Regions from separate parts of the Homo sapiens genome. Here region 1 is linked to region 2. A link is an interaction called in ENCODE POLR2A ChIA-PET data of the cell type or tissue named here. Cell type or tissue: B cell. All regions are shown on one strand. Each heading gives the region's core, and the rest is flanking DNA. Links, peaks and the distances in the headings are about the cores only.

Evidence for each region. ChIA-PET counts read pairs that join two places held together with the same protein. Peaks named below come from ENCODE experiments on the same cell type or tissue, not always from the same donor. Only the 100,000 strongest peaks of a DNase experiment are listed, where the experiment ranks them.
Region 1: POLR2A ChIA-PET joins it to region 2 with 6 read pairs; 2 of 35 experiments call an interaction of 5 or more read pairs at or near these places.

What each region holds. Positions count from the first base shown.
Region 1 is chr17:35,504,598-35,512,935 of GRCh38, forward strand. All of the region lies in intron 2 of SLFN12L (schlafen family member 12 like), which reads right to left. Among named protein-coding and RNA genes, the nearest start is that of SLFN12L, 29 kb to the right of the region's middle. In B cell, for the core only: no CTCF peak of the experiment used is centred there; no DNase peak of the experiment used is centred there.
Region 2 is chr17:35,343,170-35,351,507 of GRCh38, forward strand. It overlaps SLFN11 (schlafen family member 11), which reads right to left. Exons shown (of 7, transcript NM_001376007.1): 7 at 7,136-8,338. It also overlaps the pseudogene LOC101060119. Among named protein-coding and RNA genes, the nearest start is that of SLFN11, 26 kb to the right of the region's middle. In B cell, for the core only: no CTCF peak of the experiment used is centred there; DNase peaks (open chromatin) are centred at 2,764 and 3,392; H3K4me3 peaks cover 1,708 bases; H3K27ac peaks cover 826 bases.

The DNA of each region.
Region 1 (8,338 bases), core at 298-8,297, 160 kb after region 2:
GCATGGTAGCTCTTTTCCAGGATTCTACAGCCTGGAGTAATCAGTCATGCCAAGCTCCCTCTGCTATATCCCAAAGTCCAGCACCCTGTGGGTCAGCCCCCAGGGGACATCCAGCTTCCATCTCCCAACACTAAGTTCACTTCTTGTCTCTCACGACAGGGAGGAAACTTAGCCTTCTTTGGAGACCTGAAGGGATGCAATGAGCTTAAGAATTTTCAAGAGCTTATCAATCAGTCAGCCCTTGTTCATCCCTGAGCAGATGTGTGGTGGTATTGTGGTGGACCTTTACTAGGCACTGTGCCCAATAACTGGAGTGGTACTTGTACTTTAGTCCAGTTGGCTATCCCTTTCACCCTGGCATTTCATCAACCAGAGGGAGGAAAAATAAGATATCATAAAGCAAGAGAAGCCCCTTATGGGTCTTTCAACTCTCACGTCTATTTAGATGCAATTGAAGTCCCATGAGGAATACCAGATCAATTTAAAGCCCAAAATCAAATAGCTGCAGGATTTGAGTCAATATTTCGGTGGGTGACAGTTAATAAAAATGTAGATTGGATAAACTACATCTGTTAAAACCAACAGCAACAAGCTTTTCATGAGTTAAAAGAAAAACTCATGTCGGCCCCAGCCCTGGGGCTACATGACCTGACAAAATCTTTAACACTATATGTGTCAGAGAGAAAAAAAAGTGGCAGATGGAGTTTTGACCCAGACTGTGGGGCCCTGGCTGAGGCCTGCCTACCTCGTCAAAGATCTAGATGGAGTTTCTAAGAGTTGGCCCCTGTGCTTAAGAGCCTTGGCAGCAACAGCTCTGCTAGCACAAGAGGTGGATAAGCTAACTCTTGGGCAAAACCTAAACTTAAAGGCCCCCCACGCTATGGTGACTTTCATGAATACATCATTGGCTAACAAATGCTAGATTAACCAAGTACCAAAGCTTGCTATGTGAAAATCCCCGCATAACCATTGAGTTTTGCAACACCCTAAACCCTGCCACCTTGCTCCCAGTATCAGAAAGCCCAGTTGAACATAACTGTGTAGAGGTATTGGACTCCGTTTATTCTAGTGGGACCAATCTCCAAGACCACCCTTGAACAGTAGACTGTGAGCGGTACATGAATGGGAGCAGCTTCGCCAACCCCTGTAAAGTGACTCTGAAGAAGACGAGAAGCCCTGCTCCAGTCACACCCAGAAGCTAACTGGTCCACGCATGGCTGAAGCATGAGAAAACTCTTCATGGGACTCATTTTCCTTAAAATTTGGACTTGTATAGTAAGTACTTCAACTGACCTTCCTCAGACTGAGGACTGTTCCCAGTGTATATATCAAGTCACAGAGGTAGGACAAAAAGTTGCTACAGTCTTATTTTATGCTTATTGTAAGTGTACTGGGACTGTAAAAAGAACTTGTTTGTATAATGCTATTCTATACAAGGTATGTAGCCCAGGAAATGACCAACCTGATGTGTGTTATGACCCATCTGAGCCTCCCATGACCACAGTTTTAAAAATAAGATTAAGTACTGAGGACTGGTGGGGGCTCATAAATGATATGAGTAAAGTGTTAGCCAAAACAGAAGGAAAGAAAAGGGATTCCCAAACAAGTCACCTTGAAATTTGATGCCTGTGCTGTCATTAATAGTAATAAGTTAGAAACATGATGTGGTTCTCTTAATTAGGAAAGAGGCTGTATGGCAGAAAATAAGTACATTTGTCATGAATTAGGACTGTGTGGAAATAAATGTAGATACTGGTCTTGTGTCATTTAGGCTATGTGGATAAAAAATAAAAAGAATCCTGTCCACCTTCAGAAAGGGAAAGTGGCCCTTCCTGTACCAGTGGTCAGTGTAACCCCTTAGAACTAGTAATAACCAATCCCCTTGATCCTTGCTGAAAAAATGGGGAGCATGTAACCCTAGAAATTGATGGGGCTGGACTGGATCCTCGAGTAAATATCGTGGTTTGAGGAGAAGTTTATAAATGCTCTCCTGAGCCAGTATTTCAAATCTTCTATGATGAACTAAATGTGCCAGTACCAGAAATTCCAGGAAAAACAAGAAATTTGTTTTTGCAATAAGCCGAGCATGTAGCCCAGTCTCTCAATGTCACTTCATGTTATGTATGTGGAGGAACTGTAATGGGAGATCAATGGCCATGGGAAGCCCGAGAATTAGTACCTACAGACCCAGTTCCTGATAAATTCCCAGCTCAAAAGACTCACCCTGATAACTTCTAGGTCCTAAAAGCCTCAATCATTAGACAATACTGTATAGCAAGAGTGGGGAAGGACTTCACCCTTCCTGTGGGAAGACTCAGCTGCCTTGGGCAAAAACTGTATAATAGTACTACAAAAACAGCCACCTGGTGGAGTTCAAACCACACTAAGAAAAATCCATTTAGTTAATTCCCAAAGTTGCAAACTGTGTGGACCCACCCAGAGTCCCACCAGGACTGGACAGCCCCCACTGGATTATACTGGATATGTGTGCATAGAGCTTACACCAAATTACCCGGCCAGTGGGCAGGTAGTTGTGTTATTGGCACTATTAAACCATCTTTCTTCCTACTGCCCATAAAGACAGGTGAACTCCTGGGCTTCCCTGTCTATGCTTCCTGCAAAAAGAGAAGCATAGCTATAGGAAATTGGAAAGATGATGAATGGCCCCCTGAAAGAATAATATAATATTATGGGCCTGCTACTTGGGCACAAGATGGCTCATAGGGATTCCAGACTCCCATTTACATACTCAACCAAATCATATGGTTACAAGCTATCTTAGAAATAATCACTAATAAGACTGGCAGAGCCTTGACTATTCTGGCCCAGCAAGAAACTCAGATGAGAAATGCTATCTATCAAAATAGATTGGCTCTTGACAACTTGCTAGCAGCTGAAGGAGGGGTCTGTAGGAAATTTAACCTTACTAATTGCTGTCTACACATAGATGATCAGGGCAAGCAGTTGAAGACATAGTTAGAAATATAACAAAATTGGCACATGTGCCCATGCAAGTGTGGCATGGATTTGATCCTGGGGCCATGTTTGAAAAATGGTTCCCAGTGCTAAGAAGATTTAAAACTCTTATAATAGGAGTTATAATAGTAATAGAAACCTGCTTACTGCTCCCTTGTTTGCTACCCATACTTCTTCAAATGATAAAAAGCTTCATCACTACCTTAGTTTACCAAAATGCTTCAGCACAAGTGTACTATATGAATCACTATCGATCTGTCTTACAAGAAGACATGGGTAGTGAGAATGAAAGTGAGAACTCCCACTAATGAGTGAGATTCTCAAAGAGGGGGAATAAGGGAGGAGACCACCCCTCATATTGTCTTATGCCCAATTTCTGCCTCCAAAGAAGAAGAAGTAAAAACTAAAAGGCAGAAATGAAATCCACAGGCAGATAGCCTGGTGCCGTGCCCTGGGCCTGGTTAAAGATCAACCCCTGACCTAATCAGTTACGTTATCTATAGATTCCAGACATTGTATGGAAAAGCACTGTGAAAATCCCTGTCCTGTTCTGTTCCGTTCTGATTACTGGTGCATGCAGCCCCCAGTCATGTACCGCCTGCTTGCTCAATCAATCACGACCCTTTCATGTGGACCCCCTTAGAGCTGTAAGCCCTTAAAAGGGACAGGAATTGCTCACTCGGGGAGCTCAGTTTTTGGAGACGTGAGTCTGCTGATGCTCCCAGTGGAGTAAAGCTCTTCCTTCTACAACTCGGTGTCTGAGTGGTTTTGTCTGCAGCTCATCCTGCTACAAGACGGTGTCTCACTCTGTTGCCCAGGCTGGAGTGCAGTGGCACGATCTCAGCTCACTGCAATGTCCGCCTCCCAGGTTCATGCCATTCTCCTGCCTCAGCCTCCTGAGTAGCTGGGACTACAGACACCCGCCACCATGCTGAGCCAATTATTTTTGTATTTTTAGTAGAGACGGGGTTTCACCGTGTTAGCCAGGATGGTCTCAATCTCCTGACCTCGTGATCTGCCCACCTTGGCCTCCCAAAGTGCTGGGACTACAGGCATGAGCCACTGTGCCCAGCCTAATTTCTAGAATTTTATAGTACTCTCCAAAATATTTTTATTACATTTATATTTGAATTTTCAAACTTCTCTTTTCCTTGGAGACAGTTCTCTTTTCCTTGGAGACAGTTTTTCTGATAAAACTGAGGAATATTGCCTGCATTTTCTTTCAGTTTTCTGTAAATACAAAAAATAATATTTATACTGACCTTATTAGCTTTGATGATACAGAGTTTGGGATTATTCTGGGCATTAAAAATTAATATTAAGGAAGATAGCATTATGACATCTTGTAACAGTAGACCAAAATAAAACATTTTAAGACTCTGGCCACTACTGAAAACTAGCTCTGTGACTTGTCCTATATATATTTCTGGGTATTATCTGAAGACTCAAAAGTGAGGAACAGAGTGAGGAATCCCAGGAACTGAAAGAAATTAAGTATGGCTGGAGTTAGGAGAAGGGCTAAGACAGGAAGTGATGTGATGACAGTGTCTTATATGAGCAATTATGACAGCCAAACTAAGGTAGTGACAGTGGAAAAGGAGGCATGGATGGACTAGAGAAGAGCTCAGTTATTAGATTACTGTAGGGGATGAGGGAGAGGAAGCACCAAGGGTGACGTTTGTGTCTCAGGCTTAAACAGTTGGATATCCATCAAGAAAAGAGCAAAAGATGTCATTGGAATGGTGGTTTTGTTTAAATACTTCTGGCTTTCCACCATTGTTCATATTGAAAGTACTGCAGATGCTCGCCAGCCTCTGCCTTTTTTAAGAATAAACTTTTTTTAAACTAAAGAACTAAAGCTGAGATTCTTCTGTTCTGTTGTTGAGGGGCTTCCTGTGTGGGATTTCTGCATGCCCGCCCATTTAGTCACAGCAATTTGGGAAGTTTTCTCTTTGGTTTCTGACAATGAGCATTTGGGGGGAAAGCCAGGCATAAATTAGTTACAGTAGTTGGTGTTTAATGTTTCTCCAGTGAAAATTTGGACTTTTATTTTTTCCTTGTAGAACGCATAATTAAAACTCATAGTATTATTTTGAAATGAAATATTAAATATTTTAAAAAAAGAGACTCTTTTTTTTTTTTGAGACAGAGTCTCGCTGTGTCCCCCAGGTTGGAGTGCAGTGGCGTGATCTCAGCTCACTGCAAGCTCCGCCTCCTGGGTTCATGCCATTCTCCTCCCTCAGCCTCCCGAGTAGCTGGGACTACAGGTGCCTGCCACCACGCCTGGCTAATTTTTTGTATTTTTAGTAGAAACGGGGTTTCACCGTGTTAGCCAAGATGGTCTCGATCTCCTGACCTCATGATCCTCCTGTCTCAGCCTCACAAAGTGCTGGGATTACAGGCGTGAGCCACCGCGCCCGGCCAAAAAATAGAGACTCTTAATGGAGGAGCCATAAACTCACATACCTATAGAAGCCAAACTGGTAAAAGCAAGTAGTGGAACCACATGGATTAATGAGATGATAGGAAGTACAAAACAGCCATGTAAGTCAAATTAAAAAGCCAGCTTCCACTTTCTGCTTTAATCTTTTCAAAGCAATAACTATTACATAAATCAGTGGATACAATATTTCAGCAGTATTTGAAATGGTGTTCATACCCAGCAATTCCGCTTCTAGACATAAATCCAAGAGAATTGAAAACATATGTGCACACAGGCACTTGTACATGAATATTCATGGAAGCATTATCCACAACAGCCAAAAAGTGGAAACAGTCCAAATGTCTATCGAGATGAATGAATAAATAAAATGTAGTGTATGCATGCAGTGAAATATTATTTGGCCATAAAAAGAAATGAAGCACTGATGCAGGCTGCAACACGGATGAACTTGAAAACTTTATGTTACGTGAAAGAAGCCAGTCATAAAAGGTCACACGCTGTTATTCCTATTATAGGAAATATCCAGATAGGCACGTCCATAGAGACAGAGAGGAGAGGAGACGTTGCCAGGGGCTGGACAAGGAGAATGAGAGTGAGCGCTAATGGATGTTGCATTTCTTTGTGAGGTGGATAGTGGTGATCATTGCACAACTCTGTGAATGTACTAAAAATTATTGAATTGTACACTTTGAAAGAATTAATTATATAGTATGCAATTATATCTCAGTTTTAAAAAAAGGAAAACAGTAACCAAAATCTCCTATGGAAGCATAAAATTTTCTCTGTTAATTATGCCAAATAAAACTGAATTCACAGCAAAAAAAAAAAAAGAAGAGAAAGGATTCCTAAATTATTTAATTACTACTAATATCTGACCTGAAGTTACTTTGAATGTCTTGCTTCTTCATCAGCACTGACCATAGTTCTAGTCAGATTTTCCTATTTTTTTAACTCAAACTGTTGAGAGAGAGAAATGGCGTATATTAGAAAGATGCAATATTGTTTAAACTTTACTACTCTTTTGTTTTTACATTGATTTTCATGTTTATCTTATTCTATTTTGACTGTAATGTATACATTTAACTAAAGATTGTATTTCTCAATTGTAATTTTTTTCTAGTAGAAAACATTTTAAGATGCAGAGTTCTTTTCTTTTTCTCCAATCCCTTTAATAGTCACTTAAACAATTAAGATTGAAGCGATAATAAAACTGCATTTCTTACAAGATTTTGTATGATATTTGTAGTATATACCAATTTTCTCATAATCTCTTCTGCAATAACATTTCATTAATACTCTGGTCCTCAGGTTGTTTCAACAAGGTCAGAAAGATAGGCAAGAAGATGGTAAAATAAACTTACTCATGGGTAAAAGGAATCAAATATTTACTATGTACACTATTCTAGGTTTTACACACTTTACATAAATTAAGTGTGACATAAGTTCTAGTTGTCTGTTAATAGAAAAGCATCACTTTGGGAGGCTGACGCAGGAGGATCCCTTAAGCCCAGGAGTTAGAGACCAGCCTGGGCAAGATGGTGAGACCTCGTCTCTACACACACACACATACACACACACACACACACACACACACAGAGCCCCTATAGTCCTAGCTACTCAGGAGCAGGAGGCTGAGGTGGAAGGATCCCTTGAGCCCAAGTATTTGACGTGGCAGTGAGCTATGATTGTGCCACTGCACTCCAGCCTGGGCAACAAAGCAAGACTTCATCTCTAAATAAAATGAAACAAAATAAAATAAATAAAAAACATAACAGCAATTCCAGGGCCAGCTAAGTCTATGTTTTACATGTGCTTTCACTTTAAGTACAAATTGTGGAAACAAACAATGTATCCTTGCCTAAAGATACATTGTCAACATGGCACTAATACATATTTTCCACTTCCAAAGTTTTTTTTGTAAGTGTACAACGTTAGCACATGGAAACATTCAAGCTGTTTATCATTCCACTGAAATCTGGGTTTTGTTATGTTTTGTTTTGTTTTTCTGTTCTCACCTGCTGAGCAGCATTTGGCCAGCATCACCACAGGGACTTGGTTCTATCACCCGGTAAAGTTAAGATGGGAACAGAAAGTGGCAATTGTGTTTCTGGGAGAGAATTTAAAAAAGAGCTGATTTTTTTTTTTTTTTTTTTTTTGAGACGGAGTCTCGCTCTGTCGCCCAGGCTGGAGTGCAGTGGCGTGGTCTCAGCTCACTGCAAGCTCCGCCTCCCGGGTTCACACCATTCTCCTACCTCAGGGACTTGGTTCTATCACCCGGTAAACTTAAGATGGGAACAGAAAGTGGCAATTGTGTTTCTGGGAGAGAATTTAAAAAAGAGCTGATTTTTTTTTTTTTTTTTTTTTTTTGAAACGGAGTCTCGCTCTGTCGCCCAGGCTGGAGTGCAGTGGCGTGGTCTCAGCTCACTGCAAGCTCCGCCTCCCGGGTTCACACCATTCTCCTACCTCAGCCTCCTGAGTAGCTGGGACCACAGGCGCCCGCCACCATGTCCGGCTAATTTTTTTGTATTTTTAGTACAGACGGGGTTTCACTGTGTTAGCCAGGATGGCCTGGATCTCCTGACCTTGTGATCCGCCTGCCTCGGCCTCCCAAAGTGCCAGGATTACAGGCGTGAGCCACCGTGCCCAGCCTTTTTTCTTTAACTTAACACTGCTAGCTTTAAAAGGTAGTGTGTAATTTTAAAGCACTGAAGTTGTCATTTAAATAAGAAAATGCACTTGGCTTAATCAACTGTGAAATGAAGACGATATCACTGCCTTTTCAGGCATTAGACCAAAGCCAATTATTTTGAGCCAAGTGATACCAAGTTTATATTGCACTACAGTTTTCAAGGACATAGTGTTTCTACCCTCTCCGAACCTAAGTTGCCCCCTCACTCCTCCAGCCAACCCCCCTTTCTC
Region 2 (8,338 bases), core at 311-8,310:
GCGATCAAACTATATTACTAGCATCTGTTTCCTTACTTCTTCACTCAAATCCACAGGCTCATTTAATACATTATCTTCATTCTAAGTTATTAAAGGTGACTGTTTTGTCCAGTCTTTCACTGCTACAAAACAGGGGTTGACATTTTCCCAGCCTCCAATAATATTTTCTTCATTGCCCATCACTCAGCCCTGGAACCAAAGCCACAATTTAAATTATTTTGTTATGCAGCATCCCACTCTAAGCACCAATTTCTGTACAAATCAGAACTAGCCAGATTTTGCTGTGGTAACAAATTATCCCCAAAGTTTCCATGACTGTTTAAAAATAACAAATGTTAATTTCTTTCTTAAACTATATGTCTGTTGTGGATCCCATTTGGCTCTACTCTTCATTGTTTTCATTCCAGGACCCAGACAAAGCAGCCAAATCTGGGTCATTGCCTATCTTATACCAGAAGGGAAAAAGAACATGGCAGAAACACTCAATGACTCTTAAGAGTTCTTCTTGGAAGTAACACACGTTATGCCTGCTTATACTTCATTGATCATAACAAGTCACATTGCCAAGCCTGAGACCAATGGGGCACAGAATATGATCTACTTCTGGGTAGGGATATCAACCTTATCAAACAATATTTCAATTTATCACACCATCTTTTGCTCCAAGATGACTGTACCAGATTCTGGCATCTTGTCAACATTTCAGCCAGCAGAAAAGAATTCACACTCTTTTCACGAGCACAATATGAAAATTATACACATTACCTTCCAATATTCCATTGGCCAGGCCTTGGGAACAAGCCATATCTATCTGCTTTGGAGCATGGGAAATACAGTTTGTGGTTTTTTGTTTTGGGGTATTTTTTTGTGTGTCTATCTTCCCCACTACCCCCAAAACCATACAGTTCTTACCTGGGCATCCCTATAGTGGGTTTTTTGTTTTGTTCTGTTTTTCTTTTTAATGTGGTCCAATAATTGTGTCTTACTTGGAATTTAGTCTCAACACTATTGAATAAATAACAAAAATCCAGTCTCCACTATAGGCTCTGCACAGCTGCCAATGCTAACGTGGAAGATGGCAAGGAGCCCTGTGCCTTGTCCTCTCACTCTGGGAGCACAGGCTGCAAGTTGGAAGGGCAACAAAAATGTTCTCTCTCCAGGTGTGAAACACAGTGGGCATGTAGAGCTGCGACACGGAGTGCCATACAACTGCCATCTGCAGGGTTGAGGTGATGGATGCCTTTCTTGGGTGTCAAGCTGAAAACAAGAGAACTGTGCTGTCATCTGAGGAGAATGTAATCACTCCTTCCACAACTGTTGCATGTCCCTGTGGGTACAACAGAGCAATCACTGACCTCTCTGCCAGCAAGACTGGATGGTCTAAAGAATAAGAGACGGAGAGTAGCAGAAGGCTTTCTTAGTGCACTTGCCCTAACCCTTGGTGGATCTTGTTATCAAGTGTCCAACAAAGGCTGGAACATTCCAGGGGATTAATTCTTCAAATAGGACACCATGAATCTGTCCTTTGGAAACTCATCAAGGCAGAATTTACAATTTCATCAGTTTTATTTTCAGGAATTCTCTACAATTAAGAAGATAATTTACTAAAAACAGTCTTTCCTACCTCTGAGGTGTGTGTCACACACACTGATTAGAAGTGCTATAGAAAAGAAAATTCCAAATCGAATGACCTTCAAAATTTGCCTGTTAATACCCAGGTGTGGAAACAGTTCCATTCATTCAGAGAACTTTTGTATGCTTGTGGTTGATCAGTTTTAAAAAAAGAGAATAGTAATAAATAAAGTACAGTTTAAAACCCAGAATGGGCAGGGTATGGTGGCTCATGCCTGTAATCCCAACAGGTGTGACTAGGATGAGAGGAGTGACACAGGGCCCGGCAAATGCAAAGTTGGATCCTCTCTTCATTTAGCATTTTTATATTTTATTCATCAGAAATGTTTGCATTAATTTTGATTTTAAAATATTGTTTATCTTGGTCACTGAGAGGTGGTGTTTCTTTGGTGCCCCCTTCAATTTTGCACTAGCAGGTGCCTCACTCTCCTGCCTCACTCTCCTTACCCAGCCCTCCCCATAGGCTCATTGTCTTAAGTGCGGTGATGATTTCAAGGGATTCTACATAGGCCGATATCCATCATTTTGTACACTTTAAACAAGTGCAATTTCATGTATATCGATTATAGCTCAATACAGTTATTTTTATAGTAATATATAAAGCAATAGAGCACAGGCTCTGTGCACTGGTCGCCTTTTCCCTGCAGCTGTGGTCTCCGTCCTAGTTTCTCGCATCTCCAGAATCCAAAGACCAAGACAATTCCCCAGGGTAATGCTGTCGGCGCAGGACCCGAGACTCCTGCTGCAGGCATCTTCTTTGGCTCCTCCTGAGGTGGGTGCTGCGCTCAGAGGCTTAGGCCCGCACCCACCTCCCTAACCCACGCCCCTCCGCAGCCGCCTGCTGCTCGCGCGCTGCAGAGATTGATGCCCACCCACCCCTTTTCCGGGCAGGCGAGGATTAGACAGGGTCCAACCCCAGGGGACGCTGGCCTTCAAGCCCACCAACAACTGGTCAGAGTGAGGATCCCCAGATCCGCCGGGATGAGGGGAGAATCTGAAGTTCGCAGGGTCTGCGAAATAGGCTGGAGAAAGCTCATTTACAGAGAAAAAAAAAAGACGCGGAACTGTCTTCAGGGCCCTCAGAAGTGGTTTAAATTCTCCGCAAGGAAACCGAGGCGGGTACTGAGGTCGGTCTCGCCCTTTCCAGGGCGCGCAGTGAGGTCACCCCGGGAACGGCTGTCACCGCGGGAGGAGAGCAGCCCAGGGAACTAAAGACGAGTCCAGTTACCAGGGAAATGTCCTGAACACGTGTGGTCATCCCTGCCGGAATGAGGTTGAGTGATTCCTTAGGTCAGGCACTGCGGTTAAGTCCTGCAATCCCAGCAAATTCACAGGCAGAGGCAGAGGCGGGAGGATTTTTTTTTTTTTTAAATTAACCAGGCCTGGTGGCCCTAATCTGTAGTGCTAACTACTCAGGAAGCTAAGGCAGGAGGATCCCTTTAGCTCAGGAGCTGGAGGCTGCAGTGAGCCGTGATTGCGCCACTGCACTACAGCCTGGGCGACAGAGCTAGTTCCTGTTTCAAAAAAGAAAAAATTCCTCAAATGTTAATTATGAAATATTTCAGAAGTACGAAAAAGTGTACCACCACCGGCGCTACCACTTCCACCTTGGCAAGTGAAGCCCCACTACAATGGAAGCGTCGGGCGTATCCTCCCGGGCCTCTTTCCCTCCCTCCCCGGCCCTTCCCTCTTCCGATTTCCCTCCCGCCCTTTCCCCTCCCTCCCCTCCTGACCTCGACTTCCTTCCCTTCTCTGTCTAAGGGGCAGGGCGGAAGATCGAGCCTCAACGCTGCCCCACACCCACGCTGGATTTAAAGCCCACGCTGTAGGCGTCTGTCTCCGCGGTGGCAGCGTTTTCCTGTCCTCTCCAGGACTGGGAGAGTGCAGCGCTCCTCGTTCCCTTTCCTGGTGCAGGAAAGTGAGACCGCCTTCAGCCTTCTCTCTGCGCCTCCCCAGACCCTCATCTCTCCAGTGATTCTTATGGCCCTGCCCTGGGAGGGGGTCACCCATTCAGCAAAAAGTCACCGAGGGCCCAAAAGGTTTTGCCAGAGAAATAGGACGGCTGAAAATGTTACCCTGATGGTACAAACGGAATAACCCCGTAGGCACACATAATTAGCTGTTTTCTGAGGGTATCAAAAGCCACTATGGGTGGAGTGCCTCACGCCTGTAATCCCAGCACTTTGGGAGGCCAAGGTGAGAGGATCGCTTGAGGGGAGTTCAAGACGAGCGTGGACAATTCTGAGGGACCCCGTAGCTACAAAAAAAAAAAAAATTTTAGCCAAATATGGTGAGCATGCCTGTAGTACCAGCTACTGAGGAGCCTGAGGTGCGAAGATCACATGATCCCAGGAGTTTGAGACCAGCTTGGGCAACAAAGGGAGACCTCCTCTCTACAAAAAAGAGAAACAAAATTAGCCAGGCTTGGTGGCCAGCGCCTGTAGTCCTAACTACTCAGAAGGCTGAGGTGGGAGGATCCCTTGAGCCCAGAGTTTCCAGGCTGTAGTGACCGCACTCCAGCCTGGGCAACAGAGCAAGACCCTGTCTCAAAAAAAAAAGAAAAAAAAAGAAAAGCCAATGCATACTGCTGGTGAGGCAGGATAGTTAGGCAAGGAAGTAACCATGTTTTCTGGAAGCAGCAGCCATGGTTATAAAATAACTATCATATGATCCAGCAATCCCATTTCTGGTTAATTAAATTTCAATTGCAAGCACCCTTTTCTGGGTATATATCTAAAAGATGTGAAATCAGTATGTCAAAGAGGTATCTACGCTCCCATGTTCATTGTAGTATTGTTAATAATTACCAAGATGTGGAATTAAACTATCCATTGATGCATGAACAGATACAGAAAATGTGTTACATACACACATACACACACTCTCAAATACACACCACACAAAATGAAATACTCTTCAACCTTAGAAAAGAAGAAAATCCTGTCATTTGCAACAACATGGATGAACTTGGAGGACATTAAGCTAAGTGAAATAAGCCAGGCACAGAAGGACAAATACTGCATGATTCCAATTATATGTGGAATCTAAAATAGTTGAACTCATGGAAGCAGAGGGTAGAAGAATGCCAGGGGCCGGCTGGGGGACAAAGGTCAGGGAATGGGGAGATGTTGGTCAAAGGATACAAGGTTTCAGTTAGGATGAATAAGTTCTGGAGATCAGTTGTACAGCATGGTGACTACAGAGAATAATAATGTATTGTATACTTAAGGGTATTAGAAACCAAGATCTGGATCCCCATTGCTATTTATTTGTTTGTTTAATTTGTTGATGTTGACTGTGGTGGATTTTTTTTTTTTTTTTTTTTTTTGAGACAGTGTCTTGCTTTGTCACCCAGGCTGGAGTGCAGTTGTGCAATCTCGGCTCACTGCAACCTTTGCCTCCCAGGTTCAAGTCTTTCTCATGCCTCAGCCTCCTGAGTAGCTGGGACTACAGGCTTGTGCCACCATGCTCGACTGAATTTTTTTGTATTTTTAGTAGAGGTGGGGTTTCACTATATTGGCCAGGTTGGTCTCAAACTCCTAGCCTCAAGTGACCTGCCCACCTCAGCCTCCCAAAGTACTGGGATTACAAGCGTGAGCTACCACACTCTATCTGTTATGACTTTTGCCAGATATCCTGTATATGCCTAATACTAGAACAATCTGAGCATCTAAATAAATAATGTAGCGTTGGAATATAACACAAAGTATTAAATAAATATCTATAAGTCCATTCTTACAAGTAAATGAAGAATTCCAAATAATTTATATAGATAAATTATTTTGTAGGATATATAGACATTGGCCCCCTCAAGAAAGTGGAGCTTCAATCCTCACCCTTTGAGTGTGAGCTGCACTTAGCAACATAGGAGGAAGGAAAAGTAACTTCACTGTAGAGAAACCTGGCAAACACTTCCTCTGTCAGCTGGTCAAGGTTGATATCATGAGTGATAAGGCATGTTGATAGCATATACCCTTGATGTGATGTGATGAGAATACCTCTTCATTCCTGTGGTCTTCCTCTTGAAAACCTATAACCCCAGTCTGAGAAAAAAATCAGACAAACCCAAACTGAAGGACATTTTATTTGTAGATACCTGACCAGTACTCCTCAGAACTGTCCAGGTCATCAAAAATAAAGCATCACAGGTCAGAGGAGTGTAAGGAAACATGACCACTAAATGTAGTATGGTGTCCTGGATGGGATCCTGGAGTAGGCAAAGACATTAGAGAAAAACTAGAGAATCCAGGCCGGGTGCAGTGGTTCATGCCTGTAATCCCAGCACTTTGGGAGGCCGAGGAGGGCGGATCACAAGGTCAGGAGATCGAGACCATCCTGGCTAATACGGTGAAACCCGGTCTCTACTAAAAAAATACAAAAAATTAGCCAGGTGTGGTGACGGGCGCCTGTAGTCCCAGCTACTCGGGAGGCTGAGGCAGGAGAATGGCGTGAACCCCGGAGGCAGAGCTTGCAGTGAGCCGAGATCATGCCACTGCACTCCAGCCTGGGCGACAGAGCAAGACTCCGTCTCAAAAAAAAAAAAAAAAAAAAAAAAAAAACTGGAGAATCCAAATAAAATGTGGGGTTTAGTTAATAGTCATGTACTAAGTAAGGTTGGTTCCTTAGTTGTGATGAATGCATCACAACAATACAGTAATAAAACAGGGAAATAGCCACTGCAATGGCTCACACTTGTAATCCCAGCACTGTAGGAAGCCCACGCAGGAGGAATGCTTGAGCCTGGGAGTTTGAGACCAGCCTGGGCAACATAATAAGACCCCGTCCTCTACAAAATTTTTTTAAAAAAATAGCCAGGTGTAGTGGCATGCACCTGCAGTTCCAGCTTCTCAGCTAGTTGGGGTGAGAGGATCACTGGAGTCCAGGAGTTAAAGGCTGCAGTGAGCTGTGATCACCCAACTGTACTCCAACCTGGGTGAGAGAGCAAGACCTTGTCAAAATAAAATAAAATAAAATAAAATAAAATAAAATAAAATAAAATAAAATAAAATAAAGAGGAAACTAAATGAAGGGGACACAGGAACTTTCTGTACTATCTTTGTAACTTTTTCTGTAATTCTATAACTACTCTAAAATAAAAAGTTAATTTAAAATATAAAAACATTTTGTTTCATTTTATAATGGCTGGGTAGATTTTCAGATCTTTAGTGAAGTAGGTCCCAGATGTCTAGAGGCAGATTGCAGAGATGGGCAGGCACCCATCCAAACCCAACTGAGTCTAGTGCACTGGCTCATGCCTATAATCCCAGCAATTTCGGAGGCTGAGGCAGGAGGATCACTTGAGCCCAGGAGTTCGAGGCTATAGTGAGCTATGATTGCACTACTGCATTCCAACCTGGGCAACATAGTGAGATCTTGTCTCTTAAAAAAAAAATTGAAAGTTAATGTTGCTTAATCTTTTACTGGCTCGTTTTGGCCCTCTCACAGAGTCACTGGCCTCAGTCTTCTCCTTTTCCCCCATTTAAGCACTTATTTTACAAGACCATTTTTTTCAGTTTAATGAGACACAAACTCTCAACTTTTTATTTAAAACAGAAATGCAGTAGTAAGCTAAACCTTTTGCCATTCATAGGGAAACAAATATCAGTAATCCTCTTTGTTCTAAACAAAAATTCATAATTATTTATACATTTTAAAATATTATATTGTTTCAAATATTGTTAGTGGGGCAATAAATCATAAAGAGATACAACCAGTCGAAATTAGACTTTTAAAGAATTACTCTCAAAGACATTGCAACAACTCCAAAGTCCAGGGATCTTATAAGACTAATTTATTAGTAACAACATTTACAAAGATAGCTTTTTAATGCTGAGTTGTATCTGATTTAATGCAGTCAGAAAGAAAAAAGAAACATTTATCTCATTTTGCTGATCTGTCAGATTTTGCTTAAGTTAGGAGAGCCTGCAATTTCAAGCCCAGATAACTGGAATTCCATGAATAAACACAGAAAGACAGGAGAAAGGCAAGGAAGTTCAAAAATCACAGTCTGGGGGGAAATCAGTAGAGTAAGATTACCAATAAGTGAAATATTGGTCATATGATTTCTTAGTTTCCATTAGTTATGCAAATATTTTACTGTTAATATTTAGATTAGTGTTTTAGAACGTTTTGTAGAGACTGAAAAGCAAATAAATAATTGCATTAGCATTGTTAAGTATCAGTGTTTTCTGTTTGACAAATAATCGTACAGCTGTGTTCTCAGGCTGCAATAACAAAACACCAGAGACTGAGAAGCTGAAACAACAGAAATTTGTTTCTCACAGTCTGGAGGCTGGAAGTCCAAGACAGAGTCCAAGACTCTCGCCAGCAGCGAGAGTTTGATTGTGAGGCTTCTCCTCTTGGCTTGTAGGTGGCTGCCATCTCTCTGTGTGCTCCCATGCCCTCTTGTTTGCATGCACAGGGAGGGAGGGAACAAGCTCTCTGGGGTCTCTCCCTATAAGGACACCAACCTTAGCAGATCAGAGCCCCACCATGACTTCATGTAACCTTAATTACTTCCTTAGCAGCCCCAGCTCCACAGTGCAGGTTGGGGCTTCAACACGGGAATTTGGGGGTGAAGGGTGGGACACAAACATTCAGTCCATAACAATGGCCCACCAAACCATGAAAGTAAATAGAAAAAAAATCACAGTTCAAGAATAACATAAAACTTAACTAGGTGTGTTATAGAGCAATGCATAGAACT